Regions from separate parts of the Mus musculus genome. Here region 2 is linked to region 1. Evidence: chromatin contacts called from ENCODE Hi-C or POLR2A ChIA-PET data. All regions are on one chromosome and are shown on one strand. Each heading gives the region's core, a stretch centred on a gene start or an enhancer-like site at or near the end of the contact. The rest is flanking DNA. Distances are from core to core; before and after follow the strand shown. Region 1 overlaps Rere (arginine glutamic acid dipeptide (RE) repeats). Region 2 overlaps Rere (arginine glutamic acid dipeptide (RE) repeats).

Region 1 (5,776 bases), core at 1,949-4,448:
CCTAGGTCCACTAGAAGAGCAGTTAGTGCTTTTAACTGCTTAGCCATCTCTCTAGCCCCTTTGTTTTTAAAGAAGACCTCCTTCTATATCTGGTAACATTTGGTGTTTCTATTCTTTTTTTGTTTTGTTTTGTTTTTGTTGTTAGTGGTGGTTTTTTTTGAGACAGGGTTTCTCTGTATAGCCCTGGCTGTCCTGGAACTCACTCTGTAGACCAGGCTGGCCTCTCAGAAATCCACCTGCCTCTGCCTCCCGAGTGCTGGGATTAAAGGCATGCGCCACCACGCCCGGCGGTGTTTCTATTCTTAACCTTGCCCAGTATAGTTACATAGATGAGGAAGGTAATTGATGCCTTTTGCCTCTTTGCCCACCATATTCACAGAACTACAGTAAAGAGTTCTCTTATGCATTGGCCTGGACTTTAAGCGTTTCAGACTCTTCCAGTGGGGCAGAGAGACCTTGGAAGTGTGCTGTGGCCCTTGCTTACTGGCTCTGTCTTCTCTCTCTGGGAGTGCTGTCAGGCTTAGTGTGTAGTTTGATTTCAGTGCATGGAAAGTCCTGTCTTTGCTTAGGAGATCAACTCAATCCTGGAGGACAACTGTTACATTTGGTATGCATATGTACCCATATGCACTTTTGCTAAGCTGTGGTTGTTAAAGCCATTTGTGTTTGTACAGAAGATGAAGACAGTAAAGTCCAGGAAGAGCCTGGAATGGGGTTAGAGATAGATACAGTTGCCAGGTGCCCTGGGCAGACCACTGAATGGCAGGTAAGAAAGGAAGGCAGTGAACAAGGTGTCACAGCACTTGGGAGCAACTCCTTCTCCTCTGTTGTCTACATTGTCTTCCTTCCAGCTAGCCAGCAAATGCTGCTGCTGCTTCCTTTTACAGTAGCCCAACTCTCCCAGCTTCAGGCTCAGCCTCGTGCCACCACACCCAATTCTCACATTGTTTTCAGCCTGTTTCTCTGATATGAGATGGTTTTGAGTGAAAGGTATTTATGGTTCTTCTCAGGGTAGGTAGAGTTTGTTACTCCGCAGCTAATGCCTAGCTCTTAGTTCTGGACACTGGATTATAGTCTGAAGAAGCCCGTGGGAGAATTGCTTCTGTAATTATTGCTGTGACTTCTTAAGAGGGTAGAGTAAGTAGCCTTTACTTCCTCAGACTTGGCTCTCTCCTGCAGAGCTGTACGGCTGTCACAAGCTTCTCAGGAGCTCACTCAGAGGCGCTTACGCTGTGCTTCCAGCTTTGCAGCACACCTGTGCTGACTCCATGCCTGTGGGCGTGGGCTGTTCTCCATACTTTACTGTTTTTGAGTGAAAGCTGGACTTTGTTCCTGTTTGTCAGACCTGTTCTTGGATTGATTTTGCTTGGAAGATTAGCCTTCTGTCCCCAGTGACTTTCTTTATTACCTTGGAATAAAGCCAGTAGTTGCTGTCTATAGCTAAGACACACTTGATTTAGAATATTAGAGTTATTGTTCATTCAAAAAATATGTATTAGTGTCCAACCTCTTTAGACACCAGGAAATGCACATCAAAACTACATCAAGATTCTGTCTCACTTCAGTCAGAGACTGTCATTAAGAAAGCAAATTAGGGGCTGGTGAGATGGCTCAGTGGGTAAGAGCACCCGACTGCTCTTCCGAAAGTCCAGAGTTCAAATCCCAGCAACCACATGGTGGCTCACAACCATCCGTAACGAGATCTGACGCCCTCTTCTGGAGTGTCTGAAGATAGCTACAATGTACTTCCATATAATAAATAAATAAATCTTTAAAAAAAAAAAAAAAGAAAGCAAATTAGGGGTGTGGGATGGGAAAGTCTCTGGACAGATGGGACAGTGGTCAAGTGCACTCACTGCCCTTCCAGAGGCTCTGGGACTTAGTTACAACTATCCATAACCCTAGCTCCAAGGATCCACTGCCTTTCTGACTTCTCTGAGCACCAGGCATGCATGTGGTGCATGGACATACATAGAAGCAAAACATTTATACACATAAAGTAAATAAATCTAAAGGAAAGGAAACTAACTAATAGGGGCCTGGAGAAGAAGGCTCAGCAATTATTGGTTAGAGGTCTGAAGTTTTGATTCCCAGCATCCAATGTCCCGTGGCACATAATCCCCTATAACCCACTCTCTGTGAGATCTGAACACCTTCTGGCCACTGCAGTCACTGACTGCACTGTACAGGTGCACACATACACGTGAAAGGAAATCAGAATGACTTTGAAGGGACAGTGGACAGAAAGGAACACTCACACATTGTTTCTAGTGATATAAAATGGTGTAGCCACGATGGTGATGAGTTACAGGTGTTCCTCAAGAAACCCAAAGGTGACCCACCATACCCTCGCAGGCTCGTCTGCCAGAGGAGTCACCACGCCAGAGATGCTCTGTATCCAGGGTTATGGCAGTATTGTTCACAGTAGCCATGTGTGGAAAGCCTAGGTTCTCGCGCATAGAAACAGATCAAGACAGTGTGCTGCTATGGAAAGTTATTCAACTATAAGGAAGTGTGAAAGTAAATGGATGGAACTGCAGGATCATCCTTTTAAGTAAAACAAACTAGACTGAAAAATAATAATTATATGTTTCTTCTCCTAGATTAAAATGTGACATGAAATGGAGGGCAGACTGCCTGGAAAAACAGCACATGGGGAGGGGGAGAAGTACACACAGCACACGTAGCAAAAATGCACACTTACTACATGCCAGCTAAAGCTTAAAGTGTGCACTGGTAAGAGCCAGGCTGCTCTTAGACGTAGTAGGGAGCTAAAAGTAGGCTTGGTTCCTATCTTCACGGTGGTTTTTCTCTTCAGAACAGGACAGCCATTTGTATGATCTGTGACTGTTCCAGAAAGTCATGACTGATAGAGGCTGCAGTGAAGTTTGCAGATTTGTCCTGTTGTAACTGATAGCCATCACATTGTGCTAAGAATAGCAGTGACTGTCCAGCAGGCCTCTGTCTAGTTCATACCATAGCTGCAGCCTTAGTTATTTGCCCTTAAGAGCTGGAGATATATATATATATATATATATCATGTCCAGACTACATGTGAAACTAAAGTTGACCTGAGTCATTGTCTTGTTCTGGAGTGCAGAGTACTTGTACTGTGCAGCACATATCCACAGAGGCTGCTCCCTCTTCCCTTTCTTTGGGATGATGAAATGATGCTGTCCATTCTCAGGCCAGCCCTAGGGTGGTGCAGGCCTGAGGGACCAAGTCAGGAGAAGCCTCTCTGTGGCTGGTGGCTTCCGCCTTGCCTCCTGGCACAGACTCTTCTCCCTTTTAGAAATTCAGATACAAGCTTTCTGCCTTTCTGTCCACTCCCTGTTTACTTCTTCGACTAAACTGTTTCCATGGTAACAGGTTACTTTTCAAAGGGAACATCTTGTCATTTTATTTAATCCACTGCAGCTGAAGAGAGCTGAAATATTAAGTTGTAGTTGCTATGGATACTGCTTTGTTACATCAGTTTCTTTTGTATCAGTTTTCATATACAATGAGTTCTCTTTTCTTTTTCTTTTGATACTACAAAAATAAACACAATGACTTACCATCATCATTGTTATTTGGCTTTTGCAACTGGTTAGTTTTTTATATCCTAACCAAAGATTTGTAGAATACTAGAGGTTGAGAGTCAGCTATTTTTCAAAACATAATTTATATTAGCTATACAGAGAAATTATCTGTGCTAGGAGGGACAATGGTAATTTTTAAATAGAATGAACACAGATATACATATTAAGTTGGATCCATAGTATTTTGGTGTTTCAAATCACAGAGGTTCCTAGGAAGTAGAAAATGTAAGAAGTCAGCAGGTACAATGGAGCTGACCTATGATCTTTGGAAGGCAAAGCCAGATTGTCAGTTTGAGTCCAGTATGGACTTCATAGGAATACACACACACCCTGTCTCTCACTCACAGACTCAACACACACTCATATACTCACTCGCACACAGACACACTTTCTGGGATTTCTTGTCATTATTTTAAATTAGATGTCTTGGAGTTTGTTGATTGTTCTGGCCTTTTCTGAGACAGTTTCTCTGTGTAGCCTTGGCTGCCCTAGAACTCAGAGTTCCACCTAGCTCTGCCTCCTGAATGCTGGGATTAAAGGCTTTTGCCACCACCTCCAACCTTGGAGTTAGTTGACTCTGCAACAGTACTGGCTCAGTTCTTTGTATAGACCTGGAGGCTGTGTCTGTTACTCAGCCTCTCTCATGTCTGCCTTTCTTTCCTATTTCAGTCTATTTGTAGCCCATCTGTTGACTTTTTAAAAAATTTAGCTCCTGCCTTGTAGTAGTGGTACACACCTTTAATCCCAGCACTCAGAAAGCAGAGGCAGGTGATCTCTGAGTTTGAGGCCATCTGGTCTACAGAAAGAGATTCAGGACAGCCAGTTCTACACTGAGAAACCCTGTCTCAAACAAACAAACAAACATAGAACCACAAGCAGAAGAGCATGCAAGTGTGGGGGGAAGTTTCTGCCTGCCTCTGTGTATGTGTGCACGAGCGTGCGTGCACGTGCCCTGGAGTGCTCATGCAAGCGCACGAGTGCATATCTGTGCTCCTATATCAGGGTGCAACTGTTGTCTCTTCCAAGCTCTCAGTCCCGCTGCCCTTTCCCTAGGTAGTTCTATCCTTCCCTCCCAATCCCAGCACCTACAGCCTCTGAGCTTTCTCCTGGTCAAGAAAGTTACAATGATGTTATTGTTTGTATGTAATTGGGATTCTTTTTAAGTTTTAAAATTAACTTTACACACGTGTAAATCAGAGTTGGGACTCTCCTTCCATCATGTTTTCTAATTCATGTCATCAAGCTTGGTTGCACGTCCCTTTATCCCCTGAGCCATTCTGTAGACCCCTCACTTAAAAAATTTTTTCGGGCTGGTGAGATGGCTCCGTGGGTAAGAGCACCCGACTGCTCTTCCGAAGGTCCGGAGTTCAAATCCCAGCAACCACATGGTGGCTCACAACCATCTGTAACGAGATCTGACTCCCTCTTCTGGAGTGTCTGAAGACAGCTACAGTGTGCTTACATATAATAAGTAAATAAATCTTTAAAAAATATATTTTTTCAAATTACTTTATGCGTGTGTATGGACATTCCATGATGCATAGGTGGAGGCTAGAGGACAAGTTTCCAGAATTGATTTTCTCCTTGTATCATGTGACAATCCAGAAGATTATTAATAAGTGTTCACATTGTATACCAGCTTTCGTGTGGGAACTTAAATTGGCAGTAGGGTGGTTGCCGTTCCAGCAATAAAGCAAAACAGAAACCAAAGCATTGCACACTGTCTTTAAAATATCAACTATTATTGGATCTTGGTGCAGTACTAGAACAATGGTAAACAGCGTGGCGGCTCTCATAGGTCTTGAGTTTGAGGCTAGGTATTGAGATATTGCCTCAGAAAGTAATCATAGCTGGCCTATCTATAACTTATCATGCAGACCATGAGAGCCTTGAACTCACAGCTCTGCCTGCTTCTCCTAAATAAGTGGGATAGTAGGTAGATCGCACAACCATTAGGGAACCATAAAGTAGCAGAGACATTCTAGAATAGGCCAAAGATTGAGCTGTAAATTCAAGTCACCAGAGAAGCTGTGGTTCAGGCTTTCTGAGGTACAATAGGAGCTCCTTGCATTCAGAAAGCATTTGAAAAGTCTGTGGCAAGGCTTTGGCAGGCTAGTTTGGTCATGGCTGTCTAGGAAATAGAAATGAACATGTTAGGGTGGAAATAGTGGCTATGCCAAGTGAAAAAAGCAAGC
Region 2 (5,776 bases), core at 1,729-4,228, 61 kb after region 1:
ACTCCTTTCTCTCAGGACAGGGACTAATTCGACAGTTCGGCTCTAAGTACCTAGGAAGGAAATGCCACTGAACTGACAGTTACTAAATGGCTGTCAGGACAAGGTTTCTGGCAGACATGACAACCTCAACAGAAGGGGGTGATACTGTAAGGACAGAAGTCAGAATGTGGGAAGGTCCCCTGAGGCCAGCACAGAGGAAGATGCAATGCTGGGACTAGCTCTGGAGCCCTCACTGGCTCTACAGAGTTAATCCAGAGTGTGCTGAGTCTAGTTGATACGGACAGTGCTTGCTTGGTACTCCAGAGAATTTCCATGTCTCTCTTCAGTTGGTACAAAGTAAAACAAAACTTAAAAAAAAAAATTGTCCCAACCCCCACCAGGCATGGTAGCACTACTGTAATCACCAGCATTTAGAAACCAGAGCCAGGTGACCTAGGCCAGCACGCTATCTCAAAAGAACACAGTGCAGAAGCTGCATGTGAAGCATCTAGAAGAAGGTCCCTGCAACCATTCACACTGACCATTTTAGTCTCTCATGCAGCCCAGGCTGGAGGTTTCGAACTCTGTTCCTCCTGTCTCACCCTCCAGTGTAACCAATACTTCTTGTGTGCTAGACAACACTCCACTCGCTGAGCCATATCACTAGCCATCTGGCAGTTGTCGTTGTGTGTCTTGTTTGTTTGCTTTGTGTGTTTTTGTGTGTATGTGGTTTTTTTTTTTTATCATGAGGATGTCATTTCCAATGTACAAATGTTGACATTTAAAATAAAATGGGTGTCTAGAGAACTCCTCGGTGGTTAAGAGTACTTAATGTCTTACAGGGGACCCTGGTTTAGTTCCCAGCACCAAATGGTGGCTCACAATGTCTGTTAGCTCCAGTCTAGGAGTTCCTATGCTCTCTATGCCTCCAGAAGTCCCAGGAACATGGTGCGCAGACATAAGGCAAACTAAAACTCATCCATCATACACATTCCCAAGTGCGTGTCATCGCTGCCTGGTGAATGCGGTGGACTTTCTAAAAATTAGCTCTTAGATGAACATTAGCATGAGGTGATGTTCTGCTCATTCCCGTTTGTCAGTTATTTGTAGATGTCAGTGCCAGGAAGCCATGCTTACGTGAATAAACAGATGGAAATTAAGGGTTGCCAGCACCACTGATTTACCTGAGTTCCTTCCATAATAATGCCCAAAGTATGATCTGTTGTTGGGTTCTGTTTTCAGTTGCCTAACAAATGGTATTTCATCAAAACTTCAATTAGGTTGAAAACAGAATTAAAAAGTATCTAAAGCCGGGTGTGGTGGCACACGCACACCTTTAATCCCAGCACTCGGGAGGCAGAGGCAAGTGGATTTCTGAGTTCGAGGCCAGCCTGGTCTACAGAGTGAGTTCCAGGACAGCCAGGGCTACACAGAGAAACCCTGTCCCAGAAAACAACAACAACAACAAAAAGTATCCAACTTAGCCCTGGGGCCTTGAATTGTGCTCTATGCAGTGCCCTGAGAGCACCAAAGCTTCCTCCTAAGAGAAGAGGGGAGGGAAGAAAGCCGGAGGTGGTGAAGCACACTCTAATCTCAGGAGCAGAGGCCAGTGGATCTCTAGGAGTTCAAGCCAGATTGAGTTCCAGGAAAGCCAAGGCTACACAGAGAAACCCTGTCTCAATAATAAAAACAGACAACAACAGAAACAAATAAATAGAGATGAGAAGGAAAGGTAGATACCGGCCCTCTCTGACAGATGAATCCTACGAAAGCTGAGGGTTTGGAAATGGATTCCCTAAGAACTATTTGAATCATCAGTCTGGTCCCCAGGAGAGTCCTGGAGACCTGGTAGGATATGGGTTGGTAGTATAAAGAGAGGGTCATCCTGGGCGCCCAAGCATGAACTGGCTGACATTGCTTTGATAGAATACTTCTGCCCTTGTACTCTGAAGCCCATGTTGTGAGCTCACACTGAAAAAAAATGCACACCACCACCTCTTCCCTATAGCAGACCCTCAGGTAGTTTTGCTCTTTATTGTTAATGTAGCACACACACCACTCCAGCACACCTTTTAAAATGTTCAGGTGCCGGGCGTGGTGGCGCACGCCTTTAATCCCAGTACTTAGGAGGCAGAGGCAGGCAGATTTCTGAGTTTGAGGCCAGCTTGGTCTACAAAGTGAGTTCCAGGACACCCAAGGCTACACAGAGAAACCCTGTCTAGAAAAATCAAAAAAGAAAAAAAAGGAAAAAATGTTTAGGTGGAGCTGGAGAAATGTCTTGCTGGTAAGACTTGGCCACTCTCAAGAGGCCCTGGCTTCAGTTCCCAGTACCCACATTGCTGTGGACAGGAGCCTGTAAGTCTAGTTCTAAGGTATATGACACCATCTTCTGGCCTTCTCAGGGACTGCACAAATGCAGTGCACTACATACATGCAGGCAAACACTTAATATACATAAAAATAAACTTTAAAAATGTTTTAGTGATGGAATTTCATTATCACTGGCTCCCTCTGAAGTCCCATGTATTTAGGCAAACACAAACTGTTTTTTAGGAGACTTAGGTTGGCCAGAATGACAAAGTATCTATGGCATAAAACAGATTAAGAATTGCCCCTTGTTTCTGGAACATTCAAGATGTCAGGTTCAATGCCATGGCCTCAGAGTTGGTACTTATTATACCTGTGGGCGCCGTGTGTGCTGGCTTAGGACACAGACCCTAGGGGCTGCGCATGCTTCCTTAGACTCTTGTGTCTCAAACTGGTCAAATCAACATTATCCTAAGAATAGAATGCATTCTGATAATCCAGGTCACAGTTAAGCATTTGGGAGTCCAGTTGGAACCACCAGCACGTGTGGCTTCCAGGAGGTCCTTGATCAACCCTGAAGAGGAAGGACACTCTTGTTGTCTCTAAGCCACAGTGAACAGTTGAAGAGTTTCTTGGTTTTTATCAAGCAGTTGTGACTTCCCCTGTAACGTAGTTGTCTGGGTTGTTCCTTTAACGTCCTCCTCCATCAGTCGCTGTTCTCCTTCCGGTGCTTCTCTGGCTGCTGATTTCCTCTGCGCACCAGGTCCCCTGACTTGAAATGACAAGGCCGCATTTAGCTCAGGTTTCTCAAACGCTGCGACTTCATCTCGTTTACAGTATCACATTTCTGTTGCAGTACACTGTGTGATCTGGGCCTCCCCACAGCATTTTAACAATTGGTAATTGGGCAGGAAGTATGTTTTTATTACAGGGGCCTTTTGATTTTGATTTTACAGTCATGTCGTGTTTAGCAGAGAGCAGGAGGTGGGCAAGTAGTGCTCTGAAACACATTTGTGACAGAGAGAAGTCTGTTGTTTCAGCCACTTGGCTATCTGTCAGCTCTTCTCAGACTTCCCCCTTGTGCTGGTTGCCTGGCAACCTGGGGCTGGAGCAATCAAACCGTGGCCAGTGCTTTTCCAAGCCCAGATTGGGAGATGATTTATTGGTGAAACTGTAAGCACCGTAAACCAAGCCTTAGAAATGGATCTCTCTTCCCCTCCCCCTCTCGGTTTATAGGAACGACGTTGCGAAAAGATAAAAGAAGGAAGTTAATTGGAGGATTTTTATCACACATACACACAGAAAAGAATAAAATTAGGTCCTTGTTGTGTCCACATATTGTTATTGGAACTTCTTCCTTTATTGCTTTCTTTTTTTTCTCTCTCCTTTTTTTTTTTTTTTTCCTTCGAGACAGGGTTTCTCTGTGTAGCCCTGGCTGTCCTGGAACTCACTCTGTAGACCAGGCTGGCCTGGAACTCAGAAATCTGCCTGCCTCTGCCTCCCAAGTGCTGGGTTTAAAGGTGTGCACCACCACTGCCCAGCTGGTGGGTCTCTTTCAAGCGTGTGCACAGTATGTGTCTGTGTGAGCACAGTATGTGTCTGTGTGAGCACAATATGTGTCTGTGTGAGCACAATATGTGTCTGTGTGAGCACAATATGTGTCTGTGTGAGCCTATTATAGAAGACAGGGCTTCTGATTGTTCTTTCTGAACACGCCCAGGCTCCCCACTTTCTGCTTCTGCCCATGCTGCCTTTTCTCCCATCCCCCACATTACCTCCACTTTTCTTTTTTGAGATAATCTTTCAGTGTAGCTAGCCTAGCCTTGAACAGCTGTCTTGCCTTCACCAGCAAAATGCCAGAAGTAATGGGTGCCCCCTGCTCCTAACTAAAGTCACTCTAGCAAGATGGATTTTCCTGCCAAAATGAAACTCCACAGCTCTTATGACAGTATCTCCTTCCTAACCTCAGATACCTTCTCCAACAAACAAGTGCAGGGAACCATGTTCTGCATCAGAAGGGAGGAGGGGGCAGAAAAGTCTCAGCTTGCAGCTCAGTGTGTCCAACTGTGAATGCAAATGCATTAGTAGTGTGTTTGTATCCCTTTTAAGCAGATAGAGCTGATCTGTTTGTGTGTGTGATTTACACACAGCTGTGTTCATGTTCCCTCAGTATCAATATTTTTAGCAAAAGTGAGGTATCATGGGAGCACTGTTGTTCTGAACAGAAACCAGCAGGGCAGCCTTGTGATTGGCTCATACCAGCTTTCTATCTAGAAGCCTCCCTTTAGGGACTTGCCTGAGTGTGATAGCCATCATTCACGGGGGCAGAGTGAGCAAACACAGTGCCTGTGGTGGGTAGGAGACAGTGACTGCTGGTTGACAGGAAGCTTACTGGTGACTGAGGTCTGCCTTTGATGGAAGTGCTTCTTAGCTCCACTGGACTGCATTTCTTAAAAAGACATTGACTTTCCTTCCCTTTGGGCTCATAATCTTGTTTTGTTTTGTTTTTAAAGATTTATTTATTTATTTATTATATGTAAGTACACTGTACCTGTCTTCAGACACTCCAGAAGAGGGAGTCAAATCTCGTTACGGATGGTTGTGGGCCACCATGTGGTTGCTGGGATTTGAACTCCGGACCTTTGGAAGAGCAGTCGGGTGCTCTTACCCACTGAGCCATCTCACCAGCCCTCATAATCTTGTTTTATGGGTTTTTTTTCTTCTTTGAGTAGGATCTCACTACGTAGCCCTGGATGGTCTGGAATGTACCATGTACACCAGACAGACTGGCTTTGAACTTACAGAGATCAGCCTGCCTCTGCCTCTCCAGTTCTGGGGCTAAAGATGTGAACTACCATGCCCAGCTGGTTTTCTTTGCTTTGGTCGGTGATATCTTAGCTGAACTCAGTGAGGAACTCAGGCTAATATCATATAAAGGGAAAATAAAGTCCCTACCAGGGATTACAGTGAGCCTGTGGTGCCTTTTCCTGATCTGGGAAGTCAGGAGACGTCTCAGTGGCTTACAGATATAGTGTATTTGATTTGAGATCATATGTCTGTATGAATATGGGTCGTTGTTGCCCAGAGCTGTGCTAGTACAGTTATATAGCTCCACAAAGGTGACCATTTGGTGCTTGGGCGTCTTGTTATTGTAAGCCACTGGTATATACACACACACACACACACACACACACACAGAATATATAAACAGTATATATGTGTATGCAATATAAATATATATATATACTTACATAAATATAATTTTATAATGTAAACACTTATGAACACATATTTTTGAGATATAACCTCTTGTAGCTCAGACTGTTCTTGAATTTCCTATGTAGCTGAGGGTACCTACCCATCAACTTGTGATCCGTCAGCATTTCCTTTCCTAGCACTGGCCTGTGCTGCTGCTCCTGATGGGGAATGGATCCAGGGCTTCATACTCAGCCCTCCACCCTCCACCCCCCACCCCTTTTAAAACAGGTTT

The links. A loop is a pair of places that touch in the nucleus more often than their neighbours do. ChIA-PET counts read pairs that join two places held with the same protein, here RNA polymerase II (POLR2A).
Region 2: a loop to region 1 is called in a map of heart, with 1.9 times the contacts of the local background. The contact joins two enhancer-like sites. A Hi-C loop is called at or near these places in 6 of 37 maps with a recorded cell type or tissue (gastrocnemius and heart). POLR2A ChIA-PET finds 5 or more read pairs at or near these places in 2 of 5 experiments (Patski and embryonic stem cell).

The regions. Positions count from the first base shown.
Region 1 is chr4:150,492,498-150,498,273 of GRCm38, forward strand. All of the region lies in intron 7 of Rere (arginine glutamic acid dipeptide (RE) repeats), which reads left to right. Among named protein-coding and RNA genes, the nearest start is that of Gm52709, 28 kb to the left of the region's middle. Within about 2 kb of position 3,199, at least 1 of the 3 ENCODE cell types and tissues checked has a DNase peak (open chromatin) inside an H3K27ac peak, as active enhancers do; it is heart, where a contact is called at or near this core.
Region 2 is chr4:150,553,618-150,559,393 of GRCm38, forward strand. All of the region lies in intron 11 of Rere (arginine glutamic acid dipeptide (RE) repeats), which reads left to right. Among named protein-coding and RNA genes, the nearest start is that of Gm52709, 89 kb to the left of the region's middle. Within about 2 kb of position 2,979, at least 1 of the 3 ENCODE cell types and tissues checked has a DNase peak (open chromatin) inside an H3K27ac peak, as active enhancers do; it is heart, where a contact is called at or near this core.